2 separate regions of the Mus musculus genome follow, and region 2 is linked to region 1. Evidence: chromatin loops called from intact Hi-C (ENCODE). Cell type or tissue: left cerebral cortex. All regions are shown on one strand. Links, peaks and the distances in the headings refer to the core of each region. The heading gives the core; the rest is flanking DNA.

What was found. Peaks named below come from ENCODE experiments on the same cell type or tissue, not always from the same donor. Only the 100,000 strongest peaks of a DNase experiment are listed, where the experiment ranks them.
Region 2: it touches region 1 in a loop (2.1-fold over the local background); 2 of 42 quality-filtered maps call a loop at or near these places.

Annotation. Positions count from the first base shown.
Region 1 is chr16:49,694,376-49,702,506 of GRCm38, forward strand. It overlaps Ift57 (intraflagellar transport 57), which reads left to right and starts at 4,919. Exons shown (of 11, transcript NM_028680.3): 1 at 4,919-5,174; 2 at 7,479-7,641. The coding sequence starts at 4,963. In left cerebral cortex, for the core only: no CTCF peak of the experiment used is centred there; DNase peaks (open chromatin) are centred at 4,285 and 4,764; H3K4me3 peaks cover 2,126 bases; H3K27ac peaks cover 1,128 bases.
Region 2 is chr16:49,748,426-49,756,556 of GRCm38, forward strand. The region is part of intron 6 of Ift57 (intraflagellar transport 57); the gene reads left to right. Among named protein-coding and RNA genes, the nearest start is that of Gm52251, 16 kb to the left of the region's middle. In left cerebral cortex, for the core only: no CTCF peak of the experiment used is centred there; DNase peaks (open chromatin) are centred at 4,773 and 5,169; H3K27ac peaks cover 457 bases.

The DNA of each region.
Region 1 (8,131 bases), core at 3,747-6,246:
ATCTCTGCTTATTAAAGTTAAATGATATTTCTATGTTCTTTTCTATTTTCCCTCTGTGGGAAACCATAATGTGGTGAAGAATTTAATTTTCTCTCTTTTTATTGTTTATGTGCCAGAATTATTGGGAATAGTTTATACTTTAGTCCTTCCTTAGTTCTTTCCTCTGTCCTTCCTTCCCTCCCTCCTTCCCTCCCTCCCTCTTTTTTCTTTCTCCTTCCTTCCTTTCTTCATTTCTTTCTTTTTTTCCTTTCTTCACATTTTCAATGGAAAACTAATTCTTTACCTGCTTGCAAACCAGACCAAGTCTGGGAAGGAAATGGCTGGATTCTGGAAAAAGTATAACTTCCCGCCAAGTCAAAATACATACAGTATAGAAAGTCATCTACGAAGCAGTATTTGACTATTTCCTACTGTGCTGCATAACCTTCCGAGATGTCAGAACACCTCATGCAGGCAGCATGCTCTGAGGGAACGCCCACCCCTGCTATCCCAGAGCCTTTCAAGAGTCATTTAAAACCCATGAAACGCTTGTTGTTTGTATGAATATTTGTGACTCTTATTTTATTTCTAAAAAGCTTCATCTTCATCTTGTAAGGCTCTCAACTTCCATGTGTGGTCATTAAATATGGTCATGTCTGGGGGTAATCACTGTTGTAGGATAGCTAAGAAAATTAAAAGCTAATTTGACAGGGGGTAGAAGCAAACTAAATCTCTCCATTTGTCTCTACTAATAGCCACTAGCTCATGACTTACAAAGCAAGGCTATTTAAAAAGCGGTTCTAAGGTTGTGGATACAGCTCAGTGGGTAAACATTGTGCTGCAGGTGTGTAGACTTAAGTTCAATTCCCCAGAACCTATATAAACAGGAGGACTATAGTGTGGGTTTACAGTTCTACAGAAATATAGAAGGCAGAGATGGGAGAATCCCCTAGACCAGTGGTTCTCGAAAGGCTATAACCCTTTAATACAGTTCCTCATATTGTAGTGACCACAGCCATGTAATTGTTCTCATTGCTACTTCATATCTGTAATTTTGCTACTGTTATGAATCATAATACAAATATCTGATATGAAGGATATCCTATATGTGACCCCACACACACCCAAGAGGGGTCTTGTGACCCACAAGGTTGAGAACTGCTGCCTTAGAAGTTTACAGAACTAAAACAAGTCAATGGCCTTTCTGTACACAAAGGATAAACAGGCTGAGAAAGAAATTAGGGAAACAACACCCTTCTCAATAGTCACAAATAATACAAAATACCTTGGTGTGACTCTAACTAAGGAAGTGAAAGATCTGTATGATAAGAACTTCAAGTCTCTGAAGAAAGAAATTAAAGAAGATCTCAGAAGATAGAAAGATCTCCCATGCTCGTGGATTGGCAGGATCAATATAGTAAAAATGGTTATCTTGCCAAAAGCAATCTACAGATTCAATGCAATCCCCATCAAAATTCCAACTCAATTCTTCAACGAATTAGAAAGGGCAATCTGCAAATTCATCTGGAATAACAAAAAACCTAGGATAGCAAAAACTCTTCTCAAGGATAAAAGAACCTCTGGTGGAATCACCATGCCTGACCTAAAGCTGTACTACAGAGCAATTGTGATAAAAATGGCATGGTACTGGTATAGCGACAGACAAGTAGACAAATGGAATAGAATTGAAGACCCAGAAATGAACCCACAAACCTATGGTCACCTGATCTTTGACAAGGGAGCAAAAACCATCCAGTGGGGAAAGGACAGCATTTTCAACAAATGGTGCTGGCACAATTGGTGGTTATCATGTAGAAGAATGTGAATTGATCCATTTCTATCTCTTTGTACTAAGGTCAAATCTAAGTGGATTAAAGAACTCCACATAAAACCAGAGACACTGAAACTTATAGAGGAGAAATTGGGGAAAAGCCTCGAAGATATGGGTACAGGGGAAAATTCCTGAATAGAACAGCAATGGCTTGTGCTGTAAGATCGAGAATTGACAAATGGGACCTCATAAAATTGCAAAGCTTCTGTAAGGAAAAAGACACCATCAATAAGACAAAAAAAGCCACCAACAGATTGAGAAAGGATCTTTACCTATCCTAAATCAGATAGGGGGCTAATATCATATATATATATATATATATATATATATATATATACACACACACACAGATAGGGGGCTAATATCATTCATATATATATATATACACGCACACACACACACACACACACACACACACACACACACATCAAGAAGGTGGATTCCAGAAAATCAAATAACCCCATTAAAAAATGGGGCTCAGAGCTAAACAAAGAATTCTCACCTGAGGAATACCGAATGGCTGAGAAGCACCTGAAAAAAATGTTCAACATCCTTAATCATCAGAGAAATGCAAATCAAAACAACCCTGAGATTCCACCTCACACCAGACAGAATGGCTAAGATCAAAAATTCAGGTGACAGCAGATGCTGGCAAGGATGTGGAGCAAGAGGAACACTCCTCCATTGTTGGTGGGATTGCAAGCTTGTACAACCACTCTGGAAATCAGTCTGGTGGTTCCTCAGAAAATTGGACATAGTATTACTGGAGGATCCAGCAATACCTCTCCTGGGCATATATCCAGAAGATGTTCCAACCTGTAAGAAGGACACACGCTCCACTATGTTCATAGCAGCCTTATTTATAATAGCCAGAAGCTAGAAAGAACCCAGATGCCCCTCAACAGAGAAATGGATACAGAAAATGTGGTACATTTACACAATGGAGTACTAGTCAGCTATTAAAAAGAATGAATTTATGAAATTCCTAGGCAAATGGATGGACCTGGAGGGCATCATCCTGAGTGAGGTAACACAATCACAAAAGAACTCACACAATATGTACTCACTGATAAGTGGATATTAGCCCAGAAACTTAGAATACCCAAGATACAATTTGCTAAACACATGAAACTCAAGAAGAACGAAGACCAAAGTGTGGACACTTTGCCCCTTCTTAGAATTGGGAACAAAACTCCCATGGAAGGAGTTACAGAGACACAGTTTGGAGCTGAGACAAAAGGATGGACCATCTAGAGACTGCCATACCCAGGGATCCATCCCATAATCAGCTTCCAAACGCTGACACCATTGCATACACTAGCAAGATTTTGCTGAAAGGACCCAGATATAGCTGTCTCTTGTGAGACTATGCCAGGGCCTAGCAAACACAGAAGTGGATGCTCACAGTCAGATATTGGATGTATCACAGGGCCCCCAATGGAGTAGCTATTGAAAGTACCCAAAGGAGCTAAAGGGATCTACAACCCTGTAGGTGGAACAACAATATGAACTAACCAGTACCCTGGATCTCTTGACTCTAGCTGCATATGTATCAAAAGATGGCCTAGTTGGCCATCAGTGGAAAGAGAGGCCCTTTGGACTTGCAAACTTTATCTGCCTCAGTACAGGGGAATGTCAGGGCCAAAAAGTGGGAATGGGTGGGTGGGGGAGTGGGCGGGGGACTTTTAGGATAGCATTGGAAATGTAAATGAAATAAATACCTAATTAAAACAAAAGAAATTTAAAAAAAGTTTACAGAAAAGCTGTCTGTCTCAAAGTAGTAGTTGAGGACTGATATAGAAGGTTGTCCTCTGACCTCCACCTGTGAGGCGTGCAATTACCCAGTTATCCTTGGATTTCTCATCTCCATTTTATTTTCTACATAAATCAGTAGTTTTATGTGTGTCTTTTATTTGATGAATAGCAATGTTTTTCATTTGGATACCTTTATTAGCATTAGAAACAAGGCTGATTAGAAAGAAAAACTCTTCCTTTTATCACAAGGATTTTTACAAATATGATTCAGATTTTAATTATGTCAAAAATATGATCCTGCTACATTATTTAGGGTGTGATATAAGCTGTTGATGACCCCTTAACAGGCACAGGGTTAATCAGACAAATGTTACACCTCTTGCTTCTGAGTTATCTTAAGAAGTAGCTAGGCAACTTCTCTTCGCTTCACTTCTTATCTTTAACTACAAGAAAGATTGCCTGATGCAGTACTTTATTGTAAGGATAAGTCACATCCCTGGTCAGTTATGTCTCCATGTGTTTTCTAGGTCAATACGTGCTGACATAATAGCAGAAATGTTCTTATCTAAATGTAAGTGCTACAATGCAGCACTTCCTTTCCAGATACTATATTTTGTGGGATTTCATTAGTACTCAAGAATTTAAATCTGCATGGGCTCGGAACAGATTGAGGCCAATGTGTGTGTGGTATAAATCTTTTCCCAAGCTGCCCTCTTCCAAGCAACCGCTTTCCTAATGGAGTGAGATAAGATCATTGTAAGACTTTAAGTCTTATTTAGAATATACTCGTAAGTCTAGCACTATCTAATAAGCAATTAAGTTAAGAAATAGACTAGCAGTCTTGCGGGTGGAATTTCTGAGGTAATGTGAACCTAAGGACAGCGAGTTTCACCACAACTTCCCACTTTGAGAAAATAAAACAAGAATCACTGAGCAAGCATAACCTCCAACACTCTGTTCTGCTTCGTTTCAGTCCTTTGAATTGCTACCTCGATGACCAGATGTCTGTTCATTCAGCAGCCCTGAGCAGAATACCAGATCCTGTGCTCCTCTTGGCTGTACTCAGCATGCAGCGCTAAATAGCTGGGGACCCTACGCCTTTAAGGCGCGCGGGAGAGGCGGAAGAGGTGGGGGACGATGCGCCACGCCCATAGGGCGGAGCTACCCCCTAGGCCAGGGACCAGCATGGCGTGACGTCACGTAAGAATCCAGCTTTGATTGGTGAAAATTTAGAGAGGCCGGCTGGGAGCGAAGGAGGCGGGTCTGGTTGCCGTGGTGACCGGCTGCCCTGCGGTTGCCTGGTAACGGTGGGGACTGTGCGGTCTGTGGGGTGCGGGCGGCGAAGGCTGCAGAGATCCTGGCCGGAGCCCAGCCGGGCGCTGGGGGTCTGAGCAGGGATGGCCGCCGCGGCCGCGGTGATCCCGCCGTCGGGCTTGGACGATGGGGTGTCTCGGGCTCGCGGGGAAGGCGCAGGGGAGGCTGTGGTGGAGCGCGGGCCAGGAGCGGCCTACCACATGTTCGTGGTGATGGAAGACTTAGTGGAGAAGCTGAAGCTGCTCCGCTACGAGGAGGAGCTACTCCGAAAGAGCAATCTGAAGCCCCCGTCCAGGTGCGTGCCTTGCCCCCAGCGCCGGGTGCTGGCTGGACCCCAGGGGGACGCTCCCCCTTAGGTGAGGCGAAGACCCCGCGCGGGGGTCCTTACATCCCTTCCTCTGGCTTCTGTGCTCAGGAAGGAAACTTCCGCACTGTGGAAGGTGTAGTTTTTCAGACTTGATCATTTTGTGGAGAAAGTAAACAAGTTTTGTAATGGCAGGGAGGACTGGGGAAGACAGTCTGCCCATTTTTCAAAACAGTCACGCACCGTCTACCAAACACAAATCTTGTTTTAAATATAATAAAATACCCAAAGTAGAAAGGGTAGAAAAACCTATCTCTAGCGATGAGCGCCCTTATCATTTAGATCTCTTTCTAGTTTATGTTTTCCTTTGCTAGACTTTGTAAACTAACAACTGTGAATACTTAGGACATTTCTGAGCAGCACTTGTTATGTAGTAAGTAAACTTGTGGGCTAATTACTATGGTTCAAACGACTTAGTGCTTTTGCAACAATACTCTTAGAAAATGGGAAGTGGAGAAGGCAAATGAAATAAGTGTTTGGAATGGCCCTCAATATAGGACCTAAAGTTCCCGCTTGCGGTAGTGGGGAAAGTTTGGAATATCCCCAAGGCAGAGCCTATAGTTGTCAAGAGTGATAGACAAAAGTCCCTCCTGTAATCATGGTAGCTTAGTGATAACTGTGTTCTATTGCTTTTTTTTCCCTCTAAATCCCGTGTTTGTTTTATTCTGTAAGAAGAAATTAAAGAGTTATTTATCGTACTTTCTTTTCCATCAATGGGACACATATCATTTCTCTTGGCAGTTTTAAGCTCTTACCCTCTTCCAGACAGGTCTGGAAGAATTCTTGTATAAAATCTGCCCACAATGCCAAGTTAGTCTGTAAAAGGAGAAAAATTAGAGAAGAAAGATCATCTTGATCCTGATCCATAATAGAAGTTTCTAGATTGGGATTATTATTTAAAATAAATTGGTCATAGTAATATAGATGGCCAACATTTTTGGTGGGGATAAAAGTGTTAAGTTTTTCAAATTTATCTGTCAAACAAAGGGAAAGTGGACTTACTATTAATAGTAATATTATTAACGAGCTCTTATTAATGCCTTGCTGTACTGAAACTCAAAGCTTGAGCAAGACACTTTGTACCACGGATTTGTGTGGAGATATTCTAGCCAGTAGGTCAAGGTGTCACCATCAGACTAGCACGTCCACATCACCTGGGGATGTAGGAAGAAGTTGTCAGGCTCTTGTCCAGGTCTGCCTTTTCAGAAGGTCTGGAGATAAAACATCTGTAGGTGATTCTGATATACCTTCATGCTGCCGAATCCCCATCACAGGCCCACAGTATCTGTCAGTGTCCCTTCCTCTGGCCTCAAGGAGTGATAATAAGGAATAAACAGTTATTGGTGGGTAAATTCCTTGTAAACCTGTACCTGAACATTTATACTTTCTGGATGGAAAAAGTTTAGAAAATAGAAGTATAGATCACTGATTCTTATGTAATTGGTTTTATACATACACACACATTTAAAAACATAAGTCATTAGTCTCTTTAAATTCATATTATATATATGTGTATATATATATGTATGTAATAGTGATAGCAACATAGAGAAAACAAAGCAGATCTCTGATTCACCTTTTGGATGATGCTAGTTGTACCTTTTATGTCCTCCTTAGCTCTGTACAAATCTACCCTCATGGGAACATATCTAGTACAGTAATGGAATTAGCAAAGTGCAGCAGTGGTGACGTGTGGGGACCTCATGGAGGTTCTTGTTCCTTTCTGAAACCCTGCACCATCTAAGTTGGGAACCTCTGAAATGTACCTGTGTAGGGTTCCATTCCCATAAGTTATGGTTGTGCAGGACTGAGGGAAGACGCTCCTGGCAGCACTTTAAGGAGTTGATTGGAATATGTAGCTAAGATGTTTGGCATAGCTGGTAGGCTACAACCAGTAAAAACATGCTAAGTTATTAGTCTCTTTAAATCCACAGTTGCCACTTGGGGGGCGGAGGAACTTACTCATGACCAGTTAATTGATTTTGACCAAACCTTCATGCCATTCTCAAAAATTACTACCTTCCATTCCCTGGTTGTAGGGGGTTTTGGTCAAATATTTTGTGTGCTGTAGGGATTGTCCCTTGATACTAGCTCGAAACGTTCTGAGTGCCGTGAATCACTAGATCGTTCAAGAGTATTAATGAAGGATGCTTGAGGGACAATTAGCAACTTTGGACTTACTCACTGTTGACTTGCTTTAGCTTACACATCCAATCCTCCCTTCCTTTGAAACAGACACTACTTTGCTCTGCCTACCAACCCAGGCGAGCAGTTCTACATGTTTTGCACTCTTGCTGCGTGGCTGATCAACAAAACTGGCCGTGCCTTTGAGCAGCCTCAAGAATACGACGATCCCAATGCAACTATATCTAATATACTCTCTGAGCTTCGCTCTTTTGTAAGTGAGATACTCTCTTCTCCGTATTCTCAGACTGTGGATTTCAATAGTAACAGTTCAGTAACAGGTACTAGCCTTTCAGATGACTCTTTTGGAAGAGTAGACAGACAGACTGATAATTGACTGATATGAGTGATTTTTAAATTTATTTTAAAGTAAGACCTTCCCAGAATGGTTGATACTTTATGTAACATGATTTCCACTTCTAAAAATGTTACTATAGACTCTCTTTAGGCCAGATTAATAATATTTTTTTTTTAAGTTTTGTAAGCCTCAAAAGTAAATTCTTAGGTAGCTGCTTAGCTCTTCCCCTCCCGGGATGATGCAGAGTATAAAGCAAACAACATACTTTGAAAGGGTTTTGGATTTGTTAGATTTCTCACTTGTACTTTTGTTTCTGAATGTTCCTGGAGAAAGGCAAGAAGGCATTTTTGACACAGGTTGCTAATTTTAATAAGTTAATCACTGTATCCTTTTTTAAAAATACATT
Region 2 (8,131 bases), core at 3,220-5,719, 54 kb after region 1:
GTAGTCAATAGTGGTAACCTCTGTGCACAGTTCAAGTGTGATTGTATAACAAGTTATTACCTTTAGACACTCTGGATCTCTAGTTTGAATTCAATTATAGGCAGGTGTGAAGTTGTGTACAAGGTTGGTTGTTTCTCTACAATGAAAAGAATATCTACAAGAGAGGAATTTCTCAAAGAAACCTGTCTTTACTGGTGTAATTATTCTCTCACACACACCCCAAAGCAAATTGACTACAATATACATTTCACTTACATATAACAATTGCCTCCTGTCCTACAGAGTATGTGTTCAAAGGTTGCTAGTGGCCACTTGTGCCTTGTCACAGGTCTGAAATCAGTGAAAACTTCCTACCATGGATTAAAACTAGGAGTCAAAAGAAAATTTTCTCCCTCTCATTTTTAAATGTAATTTGTTTTTTACACACACACACATATATCTATATATATCTATCTCCTGCTCATCCCCCCAGCCACCCTTCCCACAATCCTCCCTCCCCTTCCCTTCTGAGTGGGTTGGGGTCCTTTGGGTATCATCCCACCCTGGCACTTAGAAAAAGTTGATTTTTCTTTAAGTCATTTGTCAAATTGATGAGACGCTGACTGATGTAATAGCTTATTCCACTTAACATAATGTCCTCCGTTCCATGCAGATGCTAAATCCTCATTCTTGCTACAAAACACTCTGTGGTGATTATGCACATTCTCTTTATGCGTTGCTCCAATTTCTGTATTCCCCCGACATGTGCCCCTTTCAATTTCATGCTCTCTCTATTTTTTAAGAACTCAAATGAGTCCAACTAATACTGGATTATATACATATGGCTTTGGGGACACCCCTAAAGAAAACTGATCTTCTTCCTCCAGAAGCCATCGGCTGGCTGTCAGTACCTACTGTGCTAGGGGTAGAGGCTTCCTTGCCTTCCGCATCCATGCCAGGATGCTGCCTGACTCGATTGTGTGCAGATATTGTTTAGGCAACTGCTGCTGCCCTGTGTGTCCACTGTACATAGAACATGCACGCCACAATGTGCACTGAGAGGTGAAAGGTCAACATCATGGGATTAATTTTCTCTATCCACCATTACATGAATTGGACAAAGCAACCATAGGTCATTAAGCTTGCTTGCATAGCAAGAACCTTTACCCACTGAGCCATTGTGCTGGTTTGATAGATTTCATTTGACCATGGTGAGGTGTGTGTGTGTGTGTGTGTGTGTGTGTGTGTGTGTGTGTGTGTGTACATAAATACATACATGCAAACATTGAAATATAAATGCTTTGAGACCAAGACCTACCCTGCACCTGGAGCTCACAATTTCCGCTAGGCTGTCTGGCCAGTGTGCCAGTGTGTCTTCACTCACACACCCCCAACTCCAACACTGGAGTTACAGGTCAGTGCCTGTGTGCCCAGCATTGGCAGAGGCCCCTAGCTTAGATACTCATGCTTGATAGCAAGCGCTTTCCCACTGAGTCATCTCCCCGGCCTATTATACTTTATATTTTATTGTGATTTGTCTATATTTGATAAACTGCTTGTTCAGATTAAAGTCCTTTCCTTATTTTATTGAACTTTCCAATTTTTGTATATTCATTAAGCCTTCTTTAAAGTCATCGTTTGGAATCATTTTTTCAAACAAGTCATCTGGATGTTTTCACTGCTTAGGCCTGTGGCAAGGCACAAGTGTTTTAGGGTCCATTGCTAGAAAGTTATTGTGTTCCATTGGAGGCATGGTTTATCCTTCTTTATCATGTTGTATATATGTTATTTGTGTATCAGGTCTGTTGACACTGTCAATTCATTAGAGGGCTGTTATAGCAAAAGGCTTTTTCTCCTAGCAGTATGTCCTATGATATCCGCTGTGTATGGTACATTGACTTATGTCTAACAAGGGCATGGTAGTACACTCAGTGAATATATTCTTCAGGTGTAATCTGTATTGGCAATGCCTATATGTATCTAAGTGGCCTCCACTGCAGGAGTATGCAGTATTGCGTGGCCTGCTAAGATGCTCCCGCCTTGGATGGGGTAGGTCACCAGTGGTCTCTGAATAATAAGTAAGCAGTGAGGCCAGGATCTCCATCACTTTCTGAAGGCTGCACAGAGGAAGAGTGGCACAGACAGGTTCAATACCAAACATTAGGCCACCTATTAGATTATTGTATGCATGCTGAGTGGAAGATCAGGCCACCCTGGGGGCCTTTGGCAGATACAGTGTTCCTGAGAGCAGGAACAAGATTTTTTTGGTGTTTGTCGGCCCCTTGCTCTGGACCTCACTAGTGGCTTAGGAGGAGGAAGACCCCTGCTGCTTATCCATGGCTGCAGACGTGCTTCTGCGAAGGTAGAGTTATGCTTGCTTCCCAGTACCTCACTGAGTCTAGCTCTCCTAACGCCATTTCTCAGCCACGTCCCTACTGGACTTCAGTAGTATCCCTGAAGCATTCTTGTAGAATAGCACTTTTTTTTTAGTCCTTTTCTGTTGAGGAAAGTGTGTCAAGAGCTCCCCTCGTTAGCTACCTTGCTGATATCACCTTTCTTTTAAGTTATTAATTTTTAGTGTGAAACCAACCTTGTATCTTGAAATAAATTCAGAATAAACATAAGTTGTTATTTTATCTTTTTCATCACTAGCTACATTTGATTTGCTAATATTTTGTCTAGTATATTTTTAAATTCTTTTTAAAAGGTATAAAAAGTATTAATCTATGATTTGTTGTTTGGTTGGTGTTGACTCTAGAAACCTTTGTCAAATTTTAAGGTATTGATTGCTGTATGGGCCTCATGAAACAAATTGATGCTTTCTCTTCACCTCCCTTTCTCTGCCCCCCTTCCTCCACCTCCCTTCCTCTGCCCCACTTCCTTACCCCTCCTTCCCCTTTCCACCCTCCCTTCTTTCTACATGGTGGTAGACTTGTACAAGATTGTTCTTTCCTATTTAATTAAATGTTCGAGAAAATTCACTGATCAAGCCATCTAAGTCTGGATATTTCCTAATGAGAATGTTTTTTTTTTTTATTGTATTTGCTGATCCTGTGAACATTTTAAATTCATTTTATGGCATAAGCTCTTGAAAATTTTCAAAGATTAAGACCTATGTTAACTTTGTCTTATAATAACAGAAGTATAATAAATAGCCAGCTTATATAGAGAAAGGTTTGTTTGGGTTATAGCCCAGGAGCTTCCCGTTGGCCCTGTTGCTGTTAGCAGGCAGCTTACTGTGTTTTACTTTTGTCCTAGAAGTGTGGTAAACAGCTCATCTCATGGCAGGAGCATGGGAAACAGAACAGGCCGGGATTCCACTGTCCTTCTCAAGAGCCTGTGCACAGCAAATATCTCTCACGAGGCCTCACTGAAAGTTTCTTTCCCTTCCTAACACCTCCTAGACATGAAGCCCTACGGCTTGAAACACTTAGACTCTAAAGTTTAGAAGCTATTAAAATCCAAATTTTACTAATCAGATTAAAGTCATCCTTACCCCTCTTGTCCTTATTGGGGATTCTGTGTTTTGATACTTTTGTGTAGGTTTATGCTTGACAATGAATATTTACCTGTGTGACTTGGGGCTTTTACTTAAAAATAACTAAATCTTAATTTCTGCACCTGAGTAGACTCTCTAAGCAAAACATATGTACTGATATTCCAATAGTCTCTAGCATGTTTACATATATTAAATGTTAAGCTTATTAGCATTGTAGTTGTTTTCATTAGATTTAAAGAAACCATAGGATTCATGTGACTGTTGAGATCCTATTCTACCTTAAAGCAAAGAAGCAGAAACTCTTCTGACTAGTCAATATGTATATATCTGTATATACCTATGTGTTTATGTATGCATGTGTCTGGGTTTTTTTATTTATATGAAGAGACTCCATACCCACAGCAATTATTATAAAGGAAAACATTTAATTGGGGCTGGCTTACACTTCAAGGGTTAAGTCCATTATCATCATGGCAGGCAGCATGCAGGCAGACATGGTGCTGGAGAAGTAGTTGAGAGTTCTATATCTGGATCCTCAGGCAGTAGGAAGTGACAATGACACACTAGCCAGGCTTGAGCTTCTGTGACCTCCCCTAGTGACACGCCTTCTCCAACAGGTAAGGCCATACCTCCTAATAGAGCCACTCCCTAGGGGTCTATGGGGACCATTTTCATTCAAACCATCACAGTATGTATGTATGTATGTATGTATGCATGCATGCATGCATGTGTGATATATGTGTATATACATATATTATGCATGTGTATATCTATATTTTATATTATATATGCATATGCGTATATCATGTACATGTGCATATGAGTGCATTGTATTATATGTGTGTATATATAATATATATGAATGTATGTGCATGTATTGGGTACATACATGTATATAAGTGTATATTATATGTATGTATGTATGTATACACATGTGTATAGACACATATAGCTACTGAAGCTCATTTTTTTGTACAAAAGTTCAATAATCTGTCTGGGTAAATTGTACTTTTGTTTTAGAGATAGTCCTTGCAGGGTGTTTCATCTGGAGCAGATTAGAAGCAACAAGATTGCCTGATGTCTATACTTTAGCAAAACAAACAGGAAAATGATTTCCATTGGTGTGCATGTTCGAATAGGGAGTCCTCAAGATCTCTTTTTTTCTTATGGAAATTGGGGCACAGGGTAAGAAAATGAAAGCAACTGCTTGATGTAAAGGGAATCTGTTGATGACAGAAAGGGACATTTGGTTTCCTTTTCAGTTAACAATAAACTGTGAAAATCAAACAACCTCAGTTTGTTCCCCAGCCTGTGAGTTGGAGGACAGGATTTCTTCTCTTACACACTACAGTAACCATGAAAACTTCCAGAGAAATGCTGAATTGAAACCAAGCCTTAATGGGGAAAATAAGATTAACTGTCTAAAATAAGAGCTCTAATACAGACTTTTATATTTATTAAAATGCAACTGCAAACCAGCATTGCACTGAGATTTTGCTGGTAATTATCCATAGTAGAGCTGGGACAGAGACAGAGAGGGCAGAAGAGAAAGGAAGGCAGAGAGCAGAACAGAGGGTCCATTGTTGTCCTTGGGAAGTAGTGATTCTCGCCTTGGGCCCTGCTCCTGCTTTGAAGAAGCAAGCGCTTCAGTAGAGCCTGTGAGCTTCAGTAGAGCCTGTGAGCCTGTTGGCTCTTCTGTGTGGGGCGTGGCTTTCCCACACACCTACAAGAATACATCCCAGCACACAGAAGGATCCTGCTTTGGCTTCTGTGCAATGAGTTTTGTTTTGTTTTGTTTTGTTTTGTTTTAGCACTGTGTCTGTCTGTGAGTAAGGAAGCCCAGACTGGATTTAAGATGGAAGGGAGGGTCTAACGTTTTACAAGTTATATGTTAATGAAATTTACATGTAGATATACAGCCAGCCCTTACTCATCATGGTCTAATCTTTGCCTCCTTTCCCCGACAGTTCCAGAGAAACCTCCCCCAACCCCCACAAAAAGAAAAAGAAGTTAAACTAAATCTACATGTGCAAAAGATATCAGTCAGGTGTTGTTCTGAAGTGCAACTCAGAGAACCATGTTGCCACCACAGTCACCTAACAGCTGCAGCCAGATCGCATCCATTTTGATTGTGTGCTGTACTGTGAATCACCAGCGATAGATACTTCTCAACAATTCTCCACGTTGTGAAAGGGGCCGATTCAGAATATAATTCAGTGCCCGAGAATTTAGAGTGAGGAAAGGAATTATGCTTACAATGCCTTTGTTATTTACCCCCTCACAAATGATAGAATTATGAGGTTTTTGTATGAGAAGATTTTGAAAAATAACAAGCTGAAGTCCTAGGAATAAAAACAGATGATCGCCCCCAGCATGCTGGAGACCTAGGGTTCAGTCATGAACACTGCCAAGAGAAGGTGAGCCTAAGAAAGTGGTATGCTGGCTCATTTTCCATCTCCGGCCCATTGAGAGAAAACATTTGCAAAAATAGGTGAAACAGGATCTTCCACAGACTGAATAAATGCTTAAAGGAACCCAAGAATGTGCTTCGGAGCACTTGTGGATAGGTGGCCAGTAGACTTCAGGGGCACACACTCCTCAGTGAATATGTAACAGAAAGAGGTCTCAGTTTAACTTTATATACTCTTGGCAGTTTCTTTTGTCACATAGAAAATTATGATATGACATATGAAAATCCATAGATGTGGAAGTACATTTTCCAGACAGAATGAACACTGGAAACTAACTAAGAGTTTTCTTCACTATAAAAAGTGTATACGTTGCCTGGTGGTTGGCAACACATGCCCTTAATCCCAGCACTCAGGAAGCAAAGGCAGGCAGATCTTTGAGTTTGTGGCCAGTCTTGTGTACAGAGGGAGTTCCAGGATAGCCAGAGCTACACAGGAAAACCCTTTCTCAAAATAAAAACAAAACAAAACAAAACAAAACCGTGTATATGTAATGGTCTGCTCTGCAACCAAACCTCCTCCGAGCCACAGTGGCTGACACTAACAGTAGCGCATCATCCTTGGGCCAGGTAACTAATGTATGGTCAGCTGCAGCTTAATTCCAGTGAGACCTCGCACTTCTCAGTCCCAAGCTCCAGCTGAGAAACTTCTGAGTAAGGCAGCCTCCTTACTTTGGCTGATAGGACATGGACACTGTTTTAGATGGATACCTCTCCCAACTTCTATACAGTCCACCATTGCACTGAAAAGAACCACTCAGCCTAGACCAGCATCAGTGGATGAGGGAAGGAGATGTCTCCAGTTGGCAGCCAGCCAGTCTCATAGAACGCCATGGCAGTGATTCTCAACCTGTGGGTCCTGACCCTCTGGCAGGGTTGGAGCGGAGGGGCAGAATGGCCTTTCACAGAGGTTGTATATCAGATATCTTGCACATCCAATGTTGTGTTACAATTCCTTACAGTAGCAATGAATTTATTTTATGGTTGGAGATCACCACAATATGAGGAACTAGATTAAAGCCATCTCAGCATTAGGAAGGTTGAGAACCACTTCTCTATAGGGAAGGGAGAAATGGATCAGAAGGGATGACAGCGACTACTTATCTCTCCAAATCTTTGCATTTTAAATATGTAAAATTGCATTAAAGTGGCTGTAACTTAATGTATCCTCCACCACTGTTGGAATTGCTAGCATTGTTGAATAGCTCCTTTTAATGTTACTTATTACTAGAACGCAGGTAGGCTTCAAGTTCTTACATATCATTAAACCCATCACTTCTCCATTCTTACCACAAAAACCTGTGTAAAGCTTTCAGCCATCTCAGCTGACGGGTCTCAAATGTATGCCTCCCCCTTTTATACTCATGTTTTCAAAATGTTAGTTATAGTTAAAGTCACCTCCCACCATAACTATGTTAAAACCTGTTCAGAAGCTTCTTGGACAACTATGAGATTTTTTTCCTCCCTTTTTCTTCTGATAATTAATATGATAAAATGTTCTAGGAAGCTTAGCAAATTTTAAAGCATGAAAATTAAATTGTTCTATATTCAAATTCATGCTTTAATGTAAAGCACAACATATATGCTACTAACTTTAAATATCTAGTCTTTTGAGACGTATTTTCTATTGTCTGTATGCTATTAAGCATACAATTTTGCTAGTCATTAACAGGACAAGAGCTGAACATTTGATATATGTTAATGTTTATAATGTAAAATACAGAGTTTTAAGTCTCAAAATAAAACTAGCCTCTTTCCTGACTTGGGTGTTGAGCATCTGACGTTACCTATGTGTTCCGCTATATATCTTCCCTCCCCTGCCCTGGTGCCTCCCATCCTCCAGTCTATGGTCTGTCCTTAGCTGGTTCCTGCCTTTCTGGGAATTCTTACCTGTGTCTATCTCTGAACAGTATATTGCTGAGTTCTTGGTTTTAAGGCTTATAAAAATACCTTCATACTGAGTGCATTATTTTTAATAGTAGAATAAATGATACAATATTAGCAATATATTTTATGGTGTTTTACTTTAACTAAAAATGTTTGCATAAATCTATGTGTTTCCAGTTTAGGGTGGGTATATTTTCCAGAGTTAAACTGTTGGATTAAAAGATAAGAATATTTTAAATGCTTGTCTGCTTCTTTTAAAAATCAGTATTCAAGAAACGTGTCCGTGAAGATTTTAATAA